Regions from separate parts of the Homo sapiens genome. Here regions 2 and 3 are each linked to region 1. A link is a loop called in an ENCODE intact Hi-C map of the cell type or tissue named here. Cell type or tissue: CD4-positive, alpha-beta T cell. All regions are shown on one strand.

Region 1 (8,000 bases):
ACTGGTGGCACCAGAGCAGGTTCTTCCAGACCTTTTTCCAGTCTGCAGAATGGGCTCCGGTCCTGAGATATTGACCTTAACAGTGGCTTCTGCACATAATGCCTCTGTCAAATGTGACCGGATGCGCTCCCAGAAGCTCCGCCGGCGACCAGACTCCTGCCACGCCTTCCATCCAGAGGTGCGGGTTGAGGCGGATCGAGGGTGGGCTGGATTTTCATCCCCAAACCCTCTGTGCCTGGGTCTGTGCCCCTGCAGACAGGAGCATATAGGGATGCCAATGAACACACCTGTGCCTGTGCTTCTCGGGGGAAACATTCGCGTTTATGCCCTGTGACACTGTGATATAATAAGAAACAGATCTTTATTTAGTCTTTGTCCTGATTCCTGGCAAGCTCCTAAAACGCTTGTTATTTCCTGATTAGGGTGATAGGTGCATCTTTTGTTATAGTGTTTGGTCTTAGTCCCTGGTTCCTTCACAGGTGCCTCTAAGACCCTTGGAATGATAGAGGTATCTTTGTATGCTAATTAGATGACTGGTGGCTGGGGGCCCTAGACAGGATGAGAGCTGGCCACAGGAAACACCAAGTTAGGATTAGAGGGTTGGGACTTTTGGCTCCAAGCCCCTGGCTTCTGGGAAAGGAAGGGGGCTGGAGACTGAGTTGATCACCAGTGGCCAAAGATTTAATCAATGATCATAATGAGGCCTCCATAAAATCCCCGAGCCACTGTGTTTGGAGAGTGTCCGAATTGGTGAAAGGGTGTGGGAGCTCTGCGTACCCCGTGCCTTGGCCTACGTGTCTCTTCCACTCAGCCGCCTGACCTGCGTCCTTTATAATAAACGGGTCATGGTGAGGGAAGCACCTTCCTGAGTTGAGTGAGCCACGCTAACAACTCACGGAGCCTGAGACAGGCTCATGGGAACCCTAGATTTACAGCCAGTCTGTCAGAAGGACAGGAGACCTGGGGCTTGCGATTGGCATCTGAAGTGACGGCCACCTTGTGGGACCGAGCCCTGTAACTTGCGAGCTCTAATGCTAACTCTCAATAGTGTCAGACTTGAATTGAGTTTCAGGACAGACACCCAGTTGGTGTCCAGAGAGTGGGGTGGGAAAAACCCTTCACATTTGTTGAAGTGCTGGTGTGAAAGCACAGCAGAGCCCCTGTGTCATTAAAATACGAAGTCAACCAGGATCCCAAGGTGCTTTAACGAAGAGCCACGCTTCCTAGGGCTTGGGCCCTAGGTGAATTAGAATGCAGTTTTCCCATCTTGTCCTCATTCCCGCTACACTTAGTTCCGAATGATCGAGCAATGTGAGGGGGCCGTCACGTGGATAATAGTCATAGTGGCTGGTACGGATCCAGAACCCAGACCCAGGTGTCAGGCCCTGAGCCGGGTGCTTCATACAGTCTGGTCTGCTGGGACCAGAAACCCCCATCAGAGATGCTCCCAGAGTTGAGGACATTCTGAGAGGATGACCTCGCAGCCACTCCAAGCCTGAGGGCAAGCAGAGAAGGCCGGTGCCCCCCTCCCAGGCTGAGGGGCCAGCCTTTGCTTTTCCCCCAAAAGGTAGGGGCCTAAGAGAGGTAGCAGTGCTTCCCCGGCTTTCCAAAACTCCCCTTTCCCCAGGATTTTGGCCCAAATTAGTGGTGGAAGCCCCTCCCTTTTTGAGGGTCCTCCTCTGAGCGCCGCGCTGTCACCTCTGCTCTGCGTTCGCAGGAGAATGCCCAGGACTGCGGCGGCGCCTCGGACACCTCAGCCTCGCCGCCCCTACTCCTGCTGCCTGTGTGTGCCTGGGGGCTACTGCCCCAACTCCTGCGGTGACACCACCCAGCCTGACCTGTGTTTTGGCAAGGTGATCCTTCCAGAGCCATCCCAAAAAGTCAGCACTGACATGGGATGCAGCTAACTGCAGTTGGGTCGCCCCCAGGCCAACGCTCCTCTCAATCCTGGGCTGGTGGCCCCTGGCTCCGGAGAATGCTGGATGGAACAGGAAACCAATCACCTGGCACCACTTTCAAGATGCTTCATGGTGCCCGGTACCATCTGCCCTAGGTCTCAACATGAGCATACTTCTGACCTAACCTTCCTGTCTCCTCTTCGGGAAGCCAGCGTGAGCTCAGCTTGGACCAAGACAAAATAATTTAGTTCTTCCTGTACTCCAGAGTCCAGACCCAGCCAAGAAAGGGTCAGTTGTTTCTGACCCTTTCTGTCGGAGTGGTCTCTGGTAGAACCCAAGGACTTCTGGGTACTGAGAAGCAGCAGCAGAATGAGGCCAAATGCAGAGATGAGGCTAAGGCAAGAATATGCCCCAACTAAAGCATAGATTCCCCAAAGTGAGGCTCATGGTGGGAGGCCACTCACCTTCCTAGCTGCTGCTCGAAAAGGTTTTGACTGTGTTGGGGTGGGGGTTGGGTAAGGGAATGGTCAAGACTGAGAAAGGAATGAAATCCATTCAGGAAATATCGACAGGGCTACACGTGATGTCCCCAAACTGCTGCTATTGAAGAACTTCCCAAAACTTCTTTACAAAGCCCTAAAGGAAAGTTTGCATCTATGAAAAGCCAATAGGCTGAGACATCCAATTGCTGCATGGAAATTGATGTACATTCAGGGGACGGCAAAAATAGCTGTAAAATAGTGAAAAAGAGCAGTGGTTGTGCTCTTTTCTGGCCAATGATTTACAAAAGAATCTACTTGACTCTGTCCCTGGAGTGAAATCCTTAGGGTTGGAACTTGTGGGAACATTCCAACTTGCTAAGCAGGGTCCACTGGGAGGGAAGCTCTATCTGGGAACTCACCCCCAGCGCACACACATCTCCCCCAGGGTCCCAAGGCCCCGCAGCTTCCTCCCCCGACCAAACCCCAAGACCTGGATCCCAGGAGACAACAGTCTCCACAGTGAGAGCAACATTAAGGGCAAAGCCATGGAGAAATGTGGGAGAGGCCGGCCTCAAATCTTTCCATTTAACAAACCCCAGTGATGGGTATGGACAGCATGCAGGGCTTTTGGGGCGCTTCCCCCCGCTCCTCCATCACCCTCAGCCTCCACACTTCAAAGTTCAAGTTCAAAGCTGTTCAAGTTTCCTACCAGCAAATAGCCCTAACTTGCCTCTAGAGTAGGCCAAATGCCAACTCTGTAAAACACACTTACATTATCGGTTACAGAATGTCACTCTTACCGTCATGTCTTGCAACAACCCTGTGAGGGCAGTATTAATGCCCCCTTACAGCAGAAGACACTGCAGCTCGAAGACAGCTTAAGTGGCAGAATAATGCTAGAACAGCTAAGGTTTACATGTACCAAATAACATGTTTCAGCTCATTCCATCCTCACAACAGCCCCCTGAAAGTGGGTACTATCATTAGTCCCATGTTATAGAAACTGCAGCAGAGTTGAAAATTGCCTCCAAATTACCGGAAGAGTGTATGAAGATTGAATGTGATGTATTCACGTAACATGCTTGAAACTGCCTGGCATATACTAAACGCTAAATAAATACATGCTAACTGCGATCATTACATTACCTTGTTTCATGGAGGTGGGGACAAAGAAATTACAATTTAGATGCCAGGAACAATAAGGTGTTCAACAGGCCCAGCAGGGTTAAGAAAGCAGCAAGGAGCCCTTTCTAGCCCCTGGGCTGCCATCACTGAGTGTCCCAACCATGTGTCACGAGGCACCACCTGTGCGGCACACAGCAGGGTGAGCACTAACTCTCGCCCTGCCACTTCCTGCCAAGGCCGTGGCCGCCCACCTGCCGTTCATTCTTTGGCATTAAGGCACATTCTGACCTCCAACTGCATTTGACCCCAACTACCAACTCACAGACACCAAACAGCAGTCTCTGTAGGACCATAACCCAGTGTTATCTTTTGGAAGGGTTATCATCCCCACCCAAACAGGTAGAGCACTTTCAGGCAAATTTATCAACTCTTAAAAAGCCAAGCTTAGGAAGCTGGAGCAGCTTCTGGCCTGGTTTTGTCTGCTTCCTCTGGGCCCCATATCTCTGCATGGCCGAGGGGAATCCCTTTCAAGACCATTGGAAGGAAAAACCATTTCTGATAAACTAACCTTCTCTACCTTGGAGAACAAAATATTCTCATAAGCTTTGCCTTTGAAGGTCAGAACGATTCCTCTTCTACTTTTAGCAGAACCACTAAAGGACAGCAGGTGGCAGCCTGGCTCACTCTAAAGCCCATCACCTGCTCTCGGACGCATGAACTTGGAACCTAAGTCATTTGATAAATTAGAATGCAGAATTTTGAAATCTTATGTTGTACACCACCTTTGGAGGACCAGGAACTTAAGGATGCTGTCAGATCTTCCTTCCTCAGTACCAAGGATATGTGAACTACTAAATCCACATAATAATGTTGTGTATTTTAATAGAAGAGCTTTCAGGGAAAATGCTTCAACCACTTCATTAAGCTCAGTGAAGTTGTGGTTCGGGGGCGGCGGGGAGGCAAGAAAGTGGGCATATCATAAGGCCAGAAAAGTAAATGAAGTCCACAAAAGGACGGAATTGGAGCGAGGGTTTGGCAGAAAACCCAGCCAATCACTATGGGAAGTTTGAGGAAATTATCTATAGAAACCACAGCATCTCAGCGTGGGCTCTAGAGGATGTATCGTTGGCCTCATTTTAACAGAACACCGAGGCTAGACAAGCAAACGGCCACTTGCCCATGCTACATGGCAAATGGCACAACTGAGATCTGAAGCTACCCTTTTCATTTCCAGGTAGTGTAGCAGGGTAGGGACGGTGGGACAGTAGGATGGCGGTGACAAGAGGCCATCGCACGTGACGCTTCCTTCCTGCCCCATGCCATCATAAGCAGCCTCTACATGAGTGAGACAGGCTGCCCTTGTTTCACCAAGTCAAACAGCTGAAGGCAGAAAAGATTTGTACATTAGATAGGGTGTTGGTGGTGGGTAGGGAGCAGTGCTGGCTAGCAAATGGTTCATGCCCTCTGAGGGGAAGACAAAATGAAACACTACAATTGAAGCCAAATATTCAAGAAGATGTTGTTTCTGGGATGATTTTAAAGTAACATTGCCCAGAGGGTTCTCTAGGCACCCAGAGCCTAGCACGCTGTACAGTCAGAATCCAAACTTGTCCTTATCTACTTCCTCTACAACCACATAACATCACCTGGGTATCAGGAACCATACAGACACTTTTTTTTTTTTTGGGAGATGGAGTCTCGCTCTGTCACCCAGGCTGGAGTGCAGTGGTATGGTCTCAGCTCACTGCAACCTCCACCTCCCAGGTTCAAGCGAGTCTCCTGCCTCAGCCTCCCAAGTAGCTGGATTACAGGTGCCTCCACCACACCCAGCTAATTTTTTGTATTTATAGTAGAGACGGGGTTTCACCATTTTGGCCAAGGTGGTCTCGAACTCCTGACCTTGTGATCCGCCCACCTCGGCCTTCCAAAGTGCTGGCATTACAGGCGTCAGCCACCATGCCCGGCTCAGATGCCTTTTGGGAAGAGACGAGGAAAAGACAAGTGGGTTATTAGTAGGCTTCAGCTAATACTGTTTGTCAAAAGCAGGGAATGATCCAATGTCTATGCCCAGGTAAGGTATGGGACACTCTAAAGTTAAATCTATACTTAAAAATGAGAATTCAGAATGAACATATTATCCTGATACTGGAAATGCCCTTCCAAAAACTAAATTTACCTAAGGCAAAAGGGTTGGAATTCCGTTTTTTTTTTTTTTATTTCAAACACCAACTCGAACCAGATCCTCTTCTTATATAGAAGGGACTAGGTTAATGAACCCCAAAACCTTTAAGTCAATGTATATGACACTGTTTAATCAGAATAACAAATACAGAAAGGTTTTCTTAAATTTTCTCTTCACTCTTTTCTCCAATACAGTGCTGGCACTAGAGTCATTCTTAAACTTCCTAAGCTTCAGTTTCCCCATCTATAAAATGAGAGTGAAAATACTCCTGAATGGCTCAGAGGGTTGTGATTATGATCATATGACATCGACAGTTCTCTAACACATCCCTTGGCATCAAGTGTTACATTAGAGACTATTTTTTTTTTTCTCAGACAACATGACTTTATTACTGGAAACCAACTAAGAAAAAATTATGATTAGGAGGAGAAAACAGCAAATGGTCGGGGTAAAAAACCAATATTCAGCAATCAGTAGCTTTCACCAATCAAAAGAACTTTTAGAAGATATAATTGAAGACAAAATCCTATTTATAATAGCAAACAACAGCAAAAGCAAGGAATGAACTTAGTCAATGTGCACTGCCTGTAGGAGATGGCCTCGTGATCCGCCCGCCTTGGCCTCCCAAAGTGCTGGGATTACAGGAGTGAGCCACCGTGCCCAAAAAAATAAATTTTGTAATGTTTCACTTAACAAAAGAGATACATTCTGAGAAATGTATCATTAAGTGATTTCATAATTAGTTGATTTCGTTGTCACGCAAACATCATAGAATGCACTTACACAAACCTAGATGGTACAGCCTACTACACACCCAGGCTTTATGGTAGAGCCTATTGCCCTTGGCATTAGAGACTATTTTTATAAACTTCAATAATAAATAAGAACTGCCCCTTAGAGCTGCTCTCCCCTCCATTCTAAACCTGGTGCAACTTACGAGGAAAGCTTGAGTTAGGAAACAGGAGTTGGGCATAAGCACTTTGATTTCTGCATCCCGAAGGGGAAGTTTCCAAAAATTTCTTAAATCACAGTGTCTAAATTAGAGCTTCAGAGAAGTGCCAAAAGCCAAGGGGAGGTAAGCTGAACGGCAATAAAAAAACACACGACAGGTCATATTTCATTTGGTTCTTTTTATTAGAAACTGAGAATACAGCAAGTAGGGAAATCCCACATCAATGGAACCATCACACAGATGCCTTTCTGGAACCCCAACCTTCTATGATCCCCAAAAATGTGCTTTGTGGCTTTAGCATAATTTATAAAGGGGAAGAGGGAAAATACTGAAAAAGGCCACTATTTAATGGTGAAAGAATGAAGCTGTAGAGGTCCCAACCAGCCTAGGGCCAAAAAAGAAAATTAAAAATCTGCACAGAGCAAGCAAGCCTCTGACTGCTGAGAGTAAGGCATTCAGGCGCCAACCTGGTGAGAGTTCTCAGCGAGCACTGTCAGGTCAAGTGCACATGAGGCTGTTGGTAGTGAGCTGCACGTAGACACACACATAGAAATGGGCACATGCCCACATACACACCCGAAAAAGGGAGATTTTACTGGATTACACATCAGTGATGTTAATTTCATTTTTCCTAAGGGTTTGTGCTATGTTGAACCAGATCCTTCCAGCTTTGGGGTGTGGGTGACTGCACCCAGAGGCTGCTACTTCTGTTGGTGTTGTGACAGGGCTGCACCTATACGCTGTATCCCAAAGTGCATGACCGAAGAGCAAGTCTGGCTTCTGATACGTGCTGTTGCTCCCAAGAAACTAAGTGGGCTTCTGTCCAAATGGCCACTGTCCTGCTGGACTATGCTTTCTCAAAGGGATTAATACTGTTCTTTATTCTGTCAGGCACTGCACCAGTTCATCCACTGAGTCTTTTGCTCGGTCCACCTAGCACCTAGGACAGTGACCTTATCCAGAACCAAAACGTTCAAGTTCTTCTCAACTTCTACACTGGATTCTTTCTTCCTAGATCCCACCTTTTGCTGGAGATTGCAAGGGCAAGGGAGGAAAATAACTGAGAAAACTCTATTGAATAAATAGGAGACCCTTCCCATATTCCCAAACACCTACTGAGGACGCCAGTCCCCATGCTCAGGACCTCCATATTTAGTTCTAATACCCACAACCCCAGGATATAATGGAGTCATCCCAAGTCTTTGATGACAGTAACCTAAGACTCGAGCACTATTTTGGTGGTTCACCTATGGGCCAAGATCAGAATTCCATGAACCAGATCCTTTCCCCACCACTTTCTCTGACACCGTATCAGGTAGGCCTGTGACATGAGCCATCGTCTTGTACCTCACTCCCTGGCA
Region 2 (8,000 bases), 140 kb after region 1:
CCAGCCTGGGCAATAGAGTGAGACCCTGTCTCTACAAAAAAATGAACAAAATTATCTGGGCATGCTGGCGTGCACCTGTAGTCCTAGCTATTGAGGAGGCTGAGATGGGAGGATCTCTTGAGCCCAAGAGGTCAAATCTCCAGTGAGCTATGATTGAGCTACTGCACTCCAGCCTGGGTGACAGTGAGACTCTGTCTGAAAATAAAGAAATAAATAAAGCAAGCCAAATTTCTCTGCCCATCAAAGAGTCAAATTGACTTTACAGATTAGCAGAGTTTTCACTGTGAGTTCTTAATTCAGCATGCAGCCCAGGTTCCCAAGTTCAGGACTGCTGAAGACAGCCCCTGGGGACTTTCTCAAGAGAGAAGGAGAAGCCCCAGCTGGATTCCGGGCCGGTCCTAGGGCACAGCCAGCAGCCTGTGTGCAACTGTGTGGTTGCCGGCTGTTCCCTGCTCGGGCCTGCATGGGAGCCAGCGACATTCAGTGGCTTCGTTCGAGATACGATCTTTCAGGTCTGTCCAGATTTGTGAGCTGCATGATCTCGTGCGGTCTGATTGCGAGGCTGTTTGGATGCACGTAGCCTCTTGTGCATCTCTCCAAAGTTGCAGAACCAGGTCACAGATGCAGACCAAGCTTAGGGCTTGGGTTTGCCTCACAGAACATTCCCTTCCTCATCTGACTGTCTAATGCTGGTCCAACTGACCACACCGGAGGTTAGAAACAGATCCGGGAAATTAAGTTCACACATTTTATCATGTGGGAGGATTTAAGGATGGACTCTGATTTTAGTCTTTTGCAAGATGCTAATCCAGGATAGTTTACCATTCCTCCATTCCTTCCTTTTCCCAGGTCCAATCTTTTTTTTTTTTTTTTTTTTTTTTTAAGAAATAGAGTCTCGGGCCAGGCGCGGTGGCTCACGCCTGCAATCCCAGCACTTTGGGAGGCCAAGGTGGGCTGATCACGAGGTCAGCAGTTTGCGAGCAGCCTGGCCAATATGGTGAAACCCCATCTCTACTAAAAACACAAAAAAATTAGCTGGGTGTGGTGGCGCGTGTCTGTAATCCCAGCTACTCGGGAGGCTGAGGCAGGAGAATTGCTTGAACCAAGAAGGCAGATGTTGCAGTGAGCCAAGATCGCACCACTGCCAATGGAGAGAGACTCTGTCTCAAAAGAAAAAGAAATGGAGTCTCACTATATTGTCCAGGCTGGAGTGCAGAATGCAGTAGTTATTCACAGGCACGATCGTATCACACCACAACCCCAAAGCAATCCTCTCTCTCACCTCAGCCACCAGAGTAGCTAGGACTACAAGTGTGTGCCACCACACTCACTCCAGGTCCAATGTTGAGTGGGTAGATACTGATGCTTTACTCTGAATCCCCATCCTTAGACCTCTAACAGCCTGAGGCCCTGGCTACATTTCCTCTAAACCCAGCTCTGTCTGCAAATGGCCATGCCACTGCATGGAAGGCTTGGTGTAGTCAAATGTAATCACATATCAACAATCCCCTATTATAGCTGCTAAGCAGAATCACCCAAGGCATCTTTTTAAAACACAGAGTCAATCCCAGACCCCACCCCAAATTGACTCAATCAGAATCTCAAGGCCTGGGCCCTAGGAATCTGATGTTTTTTCAATAGAGACAAGGTCTTACTATGTTGCCCAGGCTGGCCTCAAACCCCTGAACTCAAATGATTCTCCTGCCTCAGCCTCCCAAAGTGCTAGAATTCTAGGCGTGAGTCACGGTGGCTGGCAGACTCTGAATTTTTAAATCTCCCCAGATGATTTGATTTAGCCAGATGAAGGGATGGAACCAGTGCCTAGAATGCATGAGCTCCCTCCTTACCAGCACCACAAAAGGGGAAAAAACCCACCTCTGTCCCCACTGCCACACATTAGGTAGCACTTGAGACTCCTCAGACCGAGGTAGCCAGGTGCAGCCCAAGCTCTGCGCCACACCCAGTCACCCTCCCTCTCCCATAACATATGAACACCTCCTCCCATCACCTGGGCTCATTTTTCTCTGAGCAGGTAGAGACTGTGGGGCCATGAGGAGTCCCAAGAGCTGCTCATTCCACCTCTCTCATCTAAGACCCACATCCCTCCACTCCCCTGCTCTGAACCCAGAAGCCCCAGGCGGGAGCTGAGTCACAGAAAGACAGGAGTCACTGCTCCTTCCCTTGCCTCCTCGGTGGGTACACCAGGAAGCGAGCACTGCATTCTCCTATGGAATCCCAATACCTGCTTCTGCTTCCTACCTTCTGTCCCAGCAGAGCCTCTGGTAGAGTCCCCTGTTCCAGCACGACATGCAGTTTCAGTGCTGTGCCTGGTGGGACTGCATCGCCAGCATGTCACAGGGCCAGGGCCACACTGAGTTTAGGGATGGGGCCTTTGAGAAGCTGAAAACATGTCACTTAATTCAAATATATTTACGGTTGTCTCCTTGTGATAGGAATTATGCATTTGTGATGGAGTTGAGTCCTGGCACAGAGATCAAGAGGCCGGAAGAGCAGATTGGAAAAGGGAGTTCAGAAGCTTAGTCCATGGTCCTGTCCGCTCAAGATCAGACATGCTTGGAGCTCTGCTGAATTTTAATCTTCACTCTTATTCAAAACCATTGACTCCTAACGCCTGGGAAAGCCAGTGGAGAGAGGGCTTCCCTCTGAGTAAATTCGAGGGAAGCATGTGGTAGAGAATACCCATGGCTGTCTTGTAAAATGAAGCCCCCAGGCACCAGCTCTAAATTCCCTACCGAATGTGACTTACTCATCTAGTTCCATCGTCCAAGGCCCCAGTTTTCTCTTTGCTTCAATATGTACATCAATATACTATCTTCAACTTTTGTAGCATTTTCTATGCTGTTTAGCCCTGTATGCATTATCTGTTTCCTTTTTTTTTTTTTTTTTTTTTTGAGACAGGGTCTCACTGTAACCCCAGGCTGGAGTGCAGTGGCACGATGATGGTTCACTATAGCCTTGAACTCCTAGGCTCAAGCAATCCTCCCACCTCACCCCCGGCCAGTAGCTGGGACTACAGGTATGTGCCACCATGCCTGGTTTTTTTTTTATACAGGGTCTCACTGTTACCCAGGCTGGAAGGAATGCAGTGGCGTGATCATGGCTCACTGCAGCCTCGAACTCTTGTGCTCAGGTGATCCTCCCACTTTTGCCTCCTGAGTAGCTGGGACTACAGGCAGGCACCACCATGCCCAGCTAATTTTTTGTGTTTTTTTAATAGAGACAGGGTCTCACTATGTTGCCCAGGCTGGTCTCGAACTCCTAGACTCATGCAATCCGTCTACTTCAGCCTCCCAAAGGGCTGGGATTACAGGCATAAGCCACTGCATTCAGCCTTTTTTTTTTTTTTTTTTTTTTTTTTGTGGAAACAGGGTCTCACTGTGTTGCTCAGGCTGGTTCAAACTCCTGGTCTCAAGTGATCCCCCTGCCTCAGCACCCCCAAAATCTTGGGATTGCAGGCATGAGCCACCGCACCTTGCCTGTTTACTTTAGATTTGGGATCCCCAAGTTCCCCCTGCCATATGCCCCTACCAAATGAAATCTCTCTAGTCACTCTTCTCATTCAACATTCATGGTGGCAAGACGAGGAAGATTATTGTACACTCCCTGAGACTTAGAAGGAAATGGGCACCTGTTATTTCAGCTGACCAGATTCCTTACCCAGAAATCCACCTGAAAGAGGTCTGGAGTCAGCATGAATTACTAGCTGTGTGAGGTGAGGGATGCCGCTTCACCACTCTGAGTGTTAGCTTTCCCATCTGAAACACGTGGATAATATTGGCTACACTGCAGAGGCCCTGAGAGGATTACATGTAATGTATGTAAAGCAGCTGGTACACAGTAGTACTCAATAAATGGTAGCTATAATTATTACTCACCTCCTTCATCATAATCTTCAAGCATGAAAAGTACTGTGGGTGTCTTGAGGGTCCAGCCGAGCAGGACAAGGCATTCCTTTCATGTTTTCTTTCCTAACTGCATTGCCCTCCTCACTCATTCTTTTAAAACTAAGTAAAATAAGACTGACCTAATTCTTCCCACATTTATCCAAATGAAAAATCTAGAACTCAGCTTTGCTGCTCTCCAGATTCTGTTTTCTGCCATCAATCCGCAAGGACACACCACCCAACTTTTTTTTAAATTTACAATTTTTTTTTGAGACAGAGCCTTGCTCTGTCGCCCAGGCTGGAGTGCAGTGGCATGGTCTCCACTTACCACAACCTCTCCCTCCCAGTTCAAGCGATTCTCCTGCCTCAGCCTACTCAGTAGCTGGGATTACGGGGGTGCAGGCTACCACACCTGCCTAATTTTTTTGTATTTTTAATAGAGATAGGGTTTCACCTTGTTGGCCAGGCTGGTCTCGAACTCCTGACCTCAAGTGATCCCCCCCCCCCCCCGCTTCGGCCTCCCAAAGTGCTGGGATTACAGGTGTGAGCCACCGCGCCCAGCCAAAAAAAAAAAAAAAAAAATGTTTTTTTGAACCAAGGTGCGGGCCAGAGCTATTCGGCTAGAACTGAGAAGATAGCGACACTGTGTGGTCACATGCAGAACTGCAGACCAGTCTGGAGTGGGTTCCAGGCTGATCATTTGCTCCGACCTAAGGCCGTGATATCTGTCAGATGAGACGTTAGGTCCATTAAAAAGTTTACTTGCATGTTAGAAAATAAAATGAGGAAGGAAACATAGCACCTAAAAAGCGTGAGTGTAATTATTTCCTATTTCACAGACGTGTCCTGCCTGTCATAGCATTCAAGGTCTATATGGCTTTTGCTGTCAAAACAAAAAGGACAAAAGAAGGCCAGCCACAGGGCGTAAGTCAGTTTTCTTTCTTTCTTTCTTTCTTCTTTTTGAGACAGAGTTTCGCTGTATTTGCCCAGGCTGCTGGAGGTGCAATGGTGCCATCTCAGCTCACTGCCACCTCCGCCTCCCGGGTTCAAGCGATTCTCCTTGCCTCAACCTCCCAAGTAGCTGGGATTACAGGCACCCACCACCACGCCCGGCTAATTTTTGTATTTTTTAGTAGAGACGGGGTTTCACCATGTTGGCCAGGCTGGTCTCGAACTCCTGACCTCAGGTGATCCGCCTGCCTTGGCCTCCCAAAGTGCTGGGGTTACAGGCGTGAGCCACCACACCCGGCTGTAAGTCAGTTTTCAAATGCCTGCTGGGTGCCCCCAAGAGCCGTGGAAGATTTGCAGAAACATCCTGGCAACCCTTACCCCTCTCAGGTCTTACTTTTTGGCATGCTCAGACCTTGAAGAATGAGGAAAATGTATGAAGGAAGCAATTGATACTGTAGAGTGGTCCTGTCAGAGGGAAGATACCTTTAAATCATCCACAGGGATGACTGGCCTTCAAATACAGCTCAGTATTGAAAAATGAATGCACCTGCAGGGCAGAATACCAGCCAGGGGCTGTCACTGACTCTAGTCTATTCTCTGCTTCTTAGCAACTTGGCTGCCTGAACCCTGCAAGGTAGATGAATGGGTGTGTGTCCTATCCTGGGTTATTCAGAGAACAGAAGCCTTCCTCTTCACACTAGTGGGCTCAGGTTTTTCCTTATTTTAGACAATCCTCAGGACTTGTTCCATAATTATGCATTTTCACAGATAAAAGACTCCTCAGTAAAGCTATCATGAGAATTTCCAGAGTAAATACTTAGGGGTCTCATTCACACCAACTGGATTATGTGTTCTCTGGATCTAACCATCCGCCGAGAAATTTATGAGAACGTGAGCAGTTCCTCTCACCTTGATGAGTTCTTCAGCCCCTCCACTCATTGACTTGAACTGCTGCAAAGTCATGCAATGGTGGACAGAGCCCTGACCAGAAGCCCCTCCTGGGAATCTGGGACAAGGACCAGGAGAGATTCAGAGTCCCTTCCTGGGGCTGGAACTGTGAGAGAGAGAGAGAGAGAGAGAGAGAGAGAGAGAGAGACCTCAGAGGAGAGAGGAGGAAGGGAGAGGGATCCAGAGGTGTCCAGGTCAGCTCCTGAAGACCCTGGCGTCTTTGAGACTCTTGGGACCCTCATGTCATACTCCTTCTTCATAATCTGACTCAAATTGGTTTCTATTACTTGCAATTTTGATAGAACAAATGATATGATGGACCACGCAGTTAATCACATTATGCCTCAGTTTCCTTGTCTGTTCATGAAGAAACATCATTCATTCATTCACTCAGCAAATATCTATTGAGTGCTTTCTTTGTGCTAGGCACTGTTGTGGGTGATGGCAGACATAGCAGGGAACAAAAGAGGTATCAAAACTTCCCTTATGAAACGTAACTGCTGCTAAGAAGTCTCTGGAAATAAATATACGAAAGACGTAACTTCCAAATCAGGGACCAGCCGAAGAGCTGGCTGACCCAACAGGCAGAGCACCAATATGGAATGAGGCCAGGGTCACTTCAAACAGTACTCACTCCTTTTGGCTTTACAGTGAGATTGGATCAAAAGGGTTCACCTTTTCTATAGTGTCTGTTCTTTCACGTCTTTCCTTGGGTCCCTGCTGAAGTCCCCTCCTGATATTCTGCTGAAAGCCTCCCCACCACCCGGTTTCCACACCAGCAAACCCTCTCTTGCCCCGAGTGATTTGAGTCTGTTTCTTTCTCTCTCTTTCTCTCTCTCTGTCAATACTGCAGTTTCCTTCTGGCTTTGGCTGTGAGCAGCTTTCAGTCTATTTTCAGTTCTCCTGTGGAGCAGCAGATAATACACATACATCTGTAATTCTTAAAATCTCATTGGAACCATCCCTCCTCCCACCCAGTTGTTTATCACAACGACTTAGAAGGCCTAAATTAACTGATTCAGCTCTGTCTTCTACTGCTGCTTCTGGTAGGGCTGCAAATGAGCAGCATGAAGACCAAAAGGCCTGCAGCAAGAGGGAGGAAGCAAGGACTGGAGAATCTACGTGAGGAATGCCCAAACTCTGCAACAAGCTAGAAAATTAACTGTGGATGGCTTCAGTCTTCCACACTGCCTGACGTCTGATCCTCACTGCTGGGCCCAAATCTTCTTACTTCAGAGAAAAATGGGCAAGCTCCCATACTTCTTATGTAAAACCAGAATTAAAGCACCCACCCTTTACTTACTGTTTTAGTATAAACACAATGCAGAGATTCTTACATAATAAAGAACTAACAGTAACACTTAGCAACCATGGCTCACAGCCCTTCTCAGCTCCCCAACATTCCTTCTAGAGATATGAAGCCTGTCATCACCAGCCAGGCAGAGGACAAACATTTCCAATAAAGATAGACAACCCAGGCTCTGCAACGTCTCAGCCAGAAGTGTTGAGTTGTTTTTAATTTTTTACATACTCCATGCCTCTGGTGCCTCTCCACCTCCACCCCCAAATTAATGAAAAATACTCATTTCCAGACACACACATAGAGAGACACACACACACACACACACACACACACACACACACACACAGAGGTTCTCCCAAAATCCACCTGCCCAGTGTCAGTGGTGTCTGGCAATGGAGCAGAGTGTTTCAGATGGAAACACTATTTTCCACACTCTCGGGGTGGTGTGGCTCTCTGCCAAGGAATAGGCTTGTCTGATAAGCTACTGCATCTGTAAGATCTCTATCTCATGGAGGACATCTTGCTAGTTCCTAAAACTGCAGGGGATGACGGAGCTTAAATACGATACTAATGATTAAAGAGAGGAAGCAGGGCAGAATTTCCAAGGCAATAGCCAATTTGAGGTTTCAATACAAAGAGCAAGTTTTGTTTCTCACCTCAAAGGATGGAGAGTGGAAGAGAACAAAATGGGCTCTCCAAGTAAGGACTTTGAATCCAAGTTCTGGAGAATTTGTCCATGATGCTTGGATGAATGGAAGCCTGCCCTAACCTCAACCATACCTGTGACTGCCTTCCTATCCTCCCATCCTCTAGCTGTCCATCTGTCTTCTTATTAAATGGAGGCAGTCAGGCATACCTTTCTCTTAATTTTTGAAGATAAGGCAAAGACAAAT
Region 3 (8,000 bases), 790 kb before region 1:
GATCTTCGGAGGAGTCTCTGGGAACTTCTGCTGCACCTGGCACTAAAGGATCCAGGAGCTGACTGTGGAGGCAGGGAAGGGAGGAAATGGGAAGGCAGGAAGAGCTGGGAAGCACAAGCTAACTTAGCCTTTGGGGGCAGAGTGATGTGTGGGGCCACCAGCTTTAAGAGCATGCTGCCCTTTGGACCTCCTGGATGAGGACCTGGAAACCAGGGATAGTGCACAAATGGGCATGCTTGGGGCTGGCTTCAGAGGCCGGAGTGGTGGCTGGTGTACGTGGTGGGGCAGTCAGGGCAGCCTCAGGGTATGGACCAGAGGTCTCAACACGAAAGTAAAGAGACACATGTAACCAACAGAAATGACGGGGAGCGGGCCGTACACTCAAAAATCTCAAGAATCCTGAGGCCTCAGCAGAGGGTGGGAAGAGCTTTTCAGCTGGAAAGCGTAAGCATCCCCCAGTCCTCAGAGCCACTGGGTAGCTACGTGAGAGGCATTTCTAGGATGGCCGACCTGGTGACAAAATCCTCATTAGCCCTTTTTTTTTAAAATTAACATTCTTCTCTTTGATTTCATTAGAGCAACAAAGAAAAGAAAAGCCAAGAGTATAGATTAATAGAATTTGAGATTTTTGTTGAAGATGCAAGAGGTGTATCTGCCGTACAGGCCTGGCTGCAGCTGGGTGCCTGTGTGAAAAGACCCTCATGCTAGATCTGCCCTGTTGTGTGTGCAGGGAGGCCCATCCTGGAGGCTGGCCCCATGGGAGGGCTCTTCTCAGGGCTCTAAGGAATTTGTTTTATTACTGTCTTTCATTTTAAACCTTAAAGATTTACACAAGAGTACAGTCTCACATACTAAACCTCATATATATAACCAGCTTCAACAACTTTGGACATTTTGCTAATCTTGTTCCATTTATCTTCTCTGTCCCCATTTTTTTTTTGTTGGAATATTTTAAAAGCAAAGCAACTCGTAAACATTTAGACTCTGGCCATAAACACTGCAGCAGTTTAAAAACAGAACTACAAAATATTATACCAACAAGATTAACAAAACTACTTTCAATCATTTAGTTCCCAGTCCATATTCAATTTCCCCCATTTCCCTCTAAAACGTCATTTTAAAGTGTATTTGTTGCTTCAGGATCAAGGCAAGATCCTCCCATTGCATTTGTTCAATAATTCTAGTACGTCGTTGAAATTCCCTAACGGTTTCACCCTAGAAGGGGTTTTAAGAACTTCAAAGCCTTAATGCCGGGCATATGAAAACGCCCTTCCTGTTCTTTCTATCCAAGCTCCAGGAAACCACATCCTATTCCCTTGCAGGAGGAGGGGAGTGAGGATGGTGTGACCACAGGGAGTCTGGTTCCCAAGGATGCCTGTGAGTGTTCTAAGCAGAGAACCAGCGGAGGGAAAGCAAAAAGGGAAACCGAGCTTTGCTCATAAATGTAGGAGGTTCTCAGCCACCTAACTTGGTGAACAACCCAAATATAGCCTAACCTACAGGAACAAGGAAATGTCAGTAAAATCAACAGTCCCTTGATAGCATGTTATTGACTTCAAGCTTGAAACTGGCGATAATATCTGCAATCCTAGGTCAGAGGAAGGCAAGCCCAGGCCTTGCACAGGGTATGGGATTTCAGGGAGCAGGGAAGTGAAGCCTGGAGGGAGGACCTCTGATCTCTGACATTAAAGCTCTTGAGAAGCAGACTGCCTGCCAATTTAGGTATCAGATAGAAGCATAAAAAGATGGAGTCAGTAAGCGCGCCTTTTATAATGAGACCTGAAATCATTGCCTAAAGCAACAAGTGGGACATCTGTGGTGGCAGCTGTCCCTGCACTCGGCACTGCCTCCTGAGTAGGGGCAAGGCAGACTTGGGATTGACTATTAATATTAAGTGAGCATAATGTTGCAACATATGCCATACTAATACATTATATAAATTAATGATGATTTTACAACATGTAATGTAACAAAAATTTAAATGTACACTGAATCCAACTTGGAAAGGACACAAAAGCACTGCTCAAATGTGATCTCATTATGAGGAAACCAGAAACAAACCTGCCTCCCAGATGCTGACTGATGATGCTTAAATATAGAGATAGAAGACACTCAGCAGTGGAAGGTACTTACAGAGGGACACTGGAACCATGGTCCCTAATATATGGCCACTCCCACGTGGCTTTAGAATTTAGATCTCTGCCCCCAATCTCCCAATCCCAGGTTAGGCAGTGGGACTGGTACCTGTAGTTTCTGGGTTGGGGTAGGGGCTCTTATCCTCATTTTCATTGGGCTGGAGGTCATCCATGTTGATCTAGACAGTCACAGGGGAGAAGGGGGAAGAATAGTTAGATACGTCCCCAAGTTAAGAGGCTTGCAGTAGCCTTGAAGTTGCATTTTAGTCAGTGACTTAGCTCAAAAATAGGTACTTGTCACTTTGCATATCTCCTTCAAGACATCAGCAGATGGCTGGGATCCAGCCAATCTGCCTTATCTTCCCCCTCCCAGCTCTCCTGTTCATCCCCACTGGCTTTCTTTCCACTGGGTGTCTTTCTTTCTCTCCTCTTCTCCACAGGGTTCTGGCCTGGGAAGGCTGTGGCCCTCCCTCCCCAGCACCGGCCTCACAGCTCCAGGAAGGAGACAGCTCCTCACCTTGGTGGCGGGTGGAGACTCTCCGTCAGCCGTGATGGATTTCAGCTCAATCTTCTCCTCCTTGGATTCCCCCACTGCCGGCTTCTCCACCAACTCTTGTTTCTTCTCTGGGCTGGCAGTCCTGGCCAGTCAGCAGCAGAAAAAAATAAATGGCTGTTTACTGGAGTGATAGGGAACAGTGTAGGAGGGAACCGCCCTGTGGCCTGTTGGGGCCAGAGGGGACAGATCCCCTGGGTCTGAGTCCATCTTCCTTTCTCCAGGACGCTTCTCGTGTGCAGCTCAGTCACAAGTGCTATGGGGCTGAGCTACACCTGCTCTGCCTGACACGCAATTGGCCTCTTGCAGCTCCAGAGATGCCTGGGTCGCCAAAGCAGAAAAGGATGGTGGATCTCATCTAGGATTGGCTCCTGGAGGAGCTCTGCTCAGTGCCCGGCAGCTGTGTGGCCTGGAACTGTCCCGTCTAGATAATGATAGGATACAACATAGGGCCCCGTCTTGCCTTCCTAACACTGGAGATGAATTATAAAGTAGTGAGGAGGACTCCCTCTGTAAGCTGGAGCTGCGTTTCCCAACTGAGTGGTTACCTTTCTCTCTCCCCACCCTACACTCCTGCCACCTATCACAGCTTCTCAAAAGATAATCCCAGCAGGTGGAGAATATGACACCATTGCAGAGATTATTATAATTCATGATGGTCCCTACCAGAGTGATGCTTAGGAATTAGGAGAGAGGCCCAACTTAGGAAGCCCCAAACCCAGAGTCCTCCTAGGAGGGAGAGCCAACAGAGGCTAGCAGTCAAGCCTCTCTCTGCCACCAGTGGGAAGACATTCCACAATGGGAGCCCTGGAGCCCCAGGCCTGGGCAAGCTTAGAGGGTTACCTGGCCAGCTTCTTTCTCTCCTTCTCCTCTTCCTCCTCCTTTTGGGCAGATGTGAGGCTCTCAGCATCAGCCAGGTTGTCCACAGCAATGGCCAAGAACACATTCAGTAGGATATCTGTTTGTGTCCATTCTTAAAGAAAATGACCCTTGGTTTGGGGTTTTGGTGGGCACAGGGGCACGGGGGATGTGGGGCGTGCAGGGTAGAGCTCCTCAGCAGAGAGAGCTTGAGGGGGAAGCAATTTGAGGGAGTCAGACCCCAACAGTGTTCCTCCCCTCCCCTTCCTCCCCATCACCCTCCTAGCTACCTGGAGCTATCAAGAGGGATGAGAACAGGCTAGCCTGCACACTGGAGCAGGCGGGAGGGAGGCAGCAAGCCCTGCCTTGCACTTTAATTGCTGGGTTTCATGATTGCTTTCCCTGCTGAGATGACTGGCTGTAATTGACATTATAAACAGCATTGTCTCTAGCAGGATGCAGAACGCTCTTAAGAGCGGTTTATTATAACTGGGCGCTGAGGGGGTGGCTTGGTATCTCTGCCAACTCTTAATGTGAGCCTGCACCCACGAAGACCCTTGGAGGGTCCATCTGGAGCCAGCCAAGGCTTGGGAGTTCCCAGTGGAGACAGTTCTTTGCCCTTTCTCCTCCCCACTCCACCAACAGAAACACTGTGGGTCAGAGAACTGCAGAATCAACGAAAGCATAGCTGGAAGGGGGCTTTAAGTCTGTGAAGTCTGACCCCCGGCCCCAGGCACCCAGACATTCATATCATTTCACACACAGGGAAGCCGCAGCAACCCAGGCTGGGGAAGAGGGGCTTTGTCCAGGGTGGCTTCTGAATGTGGCAGAGGCCTTGCATGCATGATCCCATGAAAACTCCCAACGACCCTTTATGTAGTAGGTTCTATGATTCCATTGCCACATTTTACAGACACTGAGGTAGAGGACCTTCAATCTGCAAGAGGTCATCCAGCTGGGAAAAGAGGAAACCTTGTCTGCAGGCTTCCATGACTGTGTTTTCTGCACTGCCTTAGCTGGGACTTGGCCCAGAGCTGTTCCTATGTTACCCCTGGCTCTGGACGTGACTCTCTCGGGGTTATGAGCTGGGGAAGAGAAGCAGCACCCGTGGCTTGTGCCCTGGAAACCTGCCCCAGCCGGGATCAGGAAGGAGCTTTTGGGGCTGTTTGAAGTCTGTGCAGCTCTGCCCGTGACTAAAGTCCTGGAGAGCAGCATCAGAGAGAGGGCTGCTGACCAAAAAGCAGGAGGAGAGCTGAAGGTCACTTGAAGGACAACGGCTCATCCTCCCTCCCGGAGCGTCCCGCCTCTGAGCAGACGCCGCGGCCCCAGGGCAGCCGGCCCGCTCCCGCGCGTCCCTATCGCAGGCGGTGTGAGTGGCCGCACACGCCGCAACGCCAGGGGGCGCCGCTCACCCAGATTACGGCGACAGCCCGCCCGGAGCGCGGCGCCGCTGCGGGCCCGGAGGGTTCAGGAAGGTGAACCTCACCCATGCCAAAGCTGCAGGTTTCCACCCAGACCCACCTCCGCCGCCATGGGGTTCTAGGCTGGGTGGTGTGAGCCCGAGCAGGACCGCCCGGACCTGAGGGGCGTGCCCGTTTGGCACTGTGCTGCAGGCTGGGGGCTGGGGGCCGCAGGGGTGGGGGGCAGCAGCAAAGGATACAGTTTCCACAGATGAAGAGGATGATGAAGTAAATACAGACTAACATCCCTGGAAAAGAGGGGCCGCCATAAGCCATGATCCCATCATACATCACCGAATTCCAGTCCTCCCCGGTCAGGATCTGAATGACACATTCCCACCAATAAGGGACACAGCGTTAGACCAACAGCAAACCCAAAACCACCCTGCCCTGCCCCACTACGTCAACAAAATTGTCCAAAATTTCCCTTTCACTTCTTTCCCTCCTCCTGGCCCCCAATTCTCCTCCCCAGGGGCTCTGAGCTATTGAACTGTCCTTAGACAAAATGCCTGGCTATTGGCATAATATTATTTGAAGGGTGACTAAAAGGGCTTTTTGGCCCAAAGATCTCTGACTTTCCCCACACATGCTTGAGCTGACCGTCAGCCATTCCTGGGGGTAAGGCGTCAGGACCCTTTTGCAGTTGTGTGTTTGCTGAGACAGCCACAGGCTACACCAGCTTTCCCCAAACATTCGTCACTGGGGCATCATCTTCAAGACTTTGACAACATCTACATGTGATTCATTTTTACCTCTCAATCGATCTGCTTTTAAACTTAAATAGATGCCACTTTGAGTTTGCCCTAAGCCAAAATATCTATGAAATCACAAATTTGATGGGCTAGTAATATTTTTTTCAAGAGACAAGCATGGTAGGAAAGCCAGGGTTTCGTCACCCTCCCCTCCCCCAGTAAGAGCAGTCTGCTTTTCTTTATGTTTTGGGCTTTCATGGAGAATTTAAGTAAAGGATTCCATGGATAAGAACGATTTTTTTTTTTTTTATTTGAGACGGAGTCTTGCTCCGTCACCTAGGCTAGAGTGTGCAGTGGTGCAATCTTGGCTCACTGCAACCTCTGCCTCCTGGGTTCAAGAGATTCTCCTGAGAAGGCATTTTTAAACCACTTATATTGTTTCCCCTAATGGTCCACCCACTAGTGGAATTCCATGGCAGATGGGGACAGGGAAACTACAGAAAAAACTCAAGACTCTCCCGGGCATGGGCTCTCCAGGGCTGATCTAGGATGGCTGTGGCTGCCCGGTAAAAGGGTGCAGCTTCCCACACTCCTCCCACCACCCCGCCACTCAACCACCCCGAGTCCGAATCCCAGCAGAGAAGAGTCCATACCTGAAACACAGTGAGGAGGGACTGGGGGAAGTTATCGAATGTGCTCCTCCGGGTCTGCATCTCATCAAAGTTGAACTTTCCTCCAAAGAGCTGCATCCCCAGGAGGGAGAAGATGATGATGAAGAGGAAGAGGAGAAGGAGCAGGGAGGCGATGGAGCGCACAGAGTTCAGCAAGGATGCCACCAGGTTGCTCAAGGAGTTCCAGTACCTGAGAGCCAACAGGAGGGAGGTCAGCACTCTGCCCCTTGCTGTCCTCCCCATCGTGCCTCATTCTCACAACTGCCCACTGCAGGTTCTCAGAGGAGCTGCCACTCTATGCTCTTTTTCCCTGCCCGTGGGGGATGCGTGTTGGTGGTGGTGTGAGTTGCCACCCTGGAGGGAGTTAATTCAAGGTCTCAAGATGATTAATCTGTTGGGGAAGAGAGGGGGACAGTGGTCAGAAGCCCGCGACCTAGCTCTGCCGGCTACCTGCTGCATGTGCCTCTGGGCAAGACATTTCACTTCCCTGCCTTCTGCATCCCCATCAAAAAAATGGAGATTGTTGTAGCCCTTGCTTCATTAGGCTATGGCAGGATTGCGTGACATGATCCACCTTTCCCCAAAGAGCCCCCTGTAGAGTGCCTGGCACATAGTTGATAAAGGTTGGTAATCATTGTTGTCACTGTTGGTCTCTAAACAGAAAGAAAGCTTTTTTTCCCCCACCATGAATGCCAGTCTGAGCTCAGCCTATAGGCAGCAGCCTTCTAGCAGAGGCAGGAATTAGGTCACCCACGGGTAAGAGAGAGTTCATGGCTTGGTGGTTTCCCAAGTTTACGCTGTCCTAAGAATTGTTTCTTTAAGGGCCTTTCCTCTTGAGATTGTGATTCATTAGCTGTAGTTTGGGGCCCAGATATCTTTGTTTCTAACAAGCATCCTACAGGATTCTGATCAGCAGGTGAGTCTGGGAAATCCTAGATTATAGCAAACCTGTCACACCCACTGGGGCAGCTCAAAGCACGAGTCCTCTGAGTGGGCAGGAGCTCGGTCCTGAGGGGACATGGGCTTTCAGTGGGATTCCTGGGGAGGAGGTCCCCACTCCTTACAGTCCTGGGGCCTCTCTCCACTATAAATACAGCGATCCTGGGAAAATCCCTTTCTCATGACAAAGTGGGAGGGGGAACCTACTAATGACTGCTGGATGCAGGGTGGGCACCTGTGTGAGGGTCAGCTCAGGACCAGGAAGTGCACCATGGCAAAAGGACATGGCCCTGAGGGAGCAAGAGCAAGAACAGAACAATCTCATTTCCCTCTGGCCCCCTCTGGCCCACCTGCCTCCTAGGTCACTCCCTTGAGAGATTCCCAGCTCATCACCAATCCAGACAGTGGATTGCTTTTGCTGCTTCAGTGAGTGACATGCAAGCCACTCCCATTGCAGCCACAGCCTGGGCTCATCTCTGCAGAGAATGGTTCCACACCAAGGGACAGAAGCAGAGGGGTCATAGTTTGGATGGCAACATGAACTCTTTACCAACCTGCAGCCTCGAGGGCACCTTTGGCCTCCACAAATCCAGCTTTTCCTTACTTCTATTTTGCCTGCCAGCCATACCCCCTCTGTTGCAGAATATTAATATACATCTATTTGTATCTGTTCTATACAGTCTTGTCTCACC

Evidence for each region. A loop is a pair of places that touch in the nucleus more often than their neighbours do. Peaks named below come from ENCODE experiments on the same cell type or tissue, not always from the same donor. Only the 100,000 strongest peaks of a DNase experiment are listed, where the experiment ranks them.
Region 2: it touches region 1 in a loop (9-fold over the local background); 110 of 110 quality-filtered maps call a loop at or near these places.
Region 3: it touches region 1 in a loop (10-fold over the local background); 40 of 110 quality-filtered maps call a loop at or near these places.

Annotation. Positions count from the first base shown.
Region 1 is chr12:1,787,477-1,795,476 of GRCh38, reverse strand. It overlaps ADIPOR2 (adiponectin receptor 2), which reads right to left. Exons shown (of 8, transcript NM_024551.3): 8 at 6,803-8,000. It overlaps CACNA2D4 (calcium voltage-gated channel auxiliary subunit alpha2delta 4), which reads left to right. Exons shown (of 38, transcript NM_172364.5): 37 at 96-178; 38 at 1,718-3,514. The coding sequence ends at 1,822. Among named protein-coding and RNA genes, the nearest start is that of LRTM2, 29 kb to the left of the region's middle. In CD4-positive, alpha-beta T cell, CTCF peaks have their summits at 3,993 and 4,192 (motif pointing right); DNase peaks (open chromatin) are centred at 3,686 and 4,176; H3K27ac peaks cover 607 bases.
Region 2 is chr12:1,649,556-1,657,555 of GRCh38, reverse strand. No RefSeq gene overlaps it. Among named protein-coding and RNA genes, the nearest start is that of MIR3649, 6.8 kb to the left of the region's middle. In CD4-positive, alpha-beta T cell, CTCF peaks have their summits at 4,338 and 4,580; a DNase peak (open chromatin) is centred at 4,535.
Region 3 is chr12:2,580,149-2,588,148 of GRCh38, reverse strand. CACNA1C (calcium voltage-gated channel subunit alpha1 C) reads right to left here. Exons shown (of 47, transcript NM_000719.7): 14 at 6,352-6,559; 15 at 5,207-5,327; 16 at 3,532-3,646; 17 at 2,653-2,773; 18 at 2,245-2,314. Among named protein-coding and RNA genes, the nearest start is that of CACNA1C-AS2, 88 kb to the left of the region's middle. In CD4-positive, alpha-beta T cell, CTCF peaks have their summits at 4,761 and 4,969 (motif pointing right); a DNase peak (open chromatin) is centred at 4,948; H3K27me3 peaks cover 2,443 bases.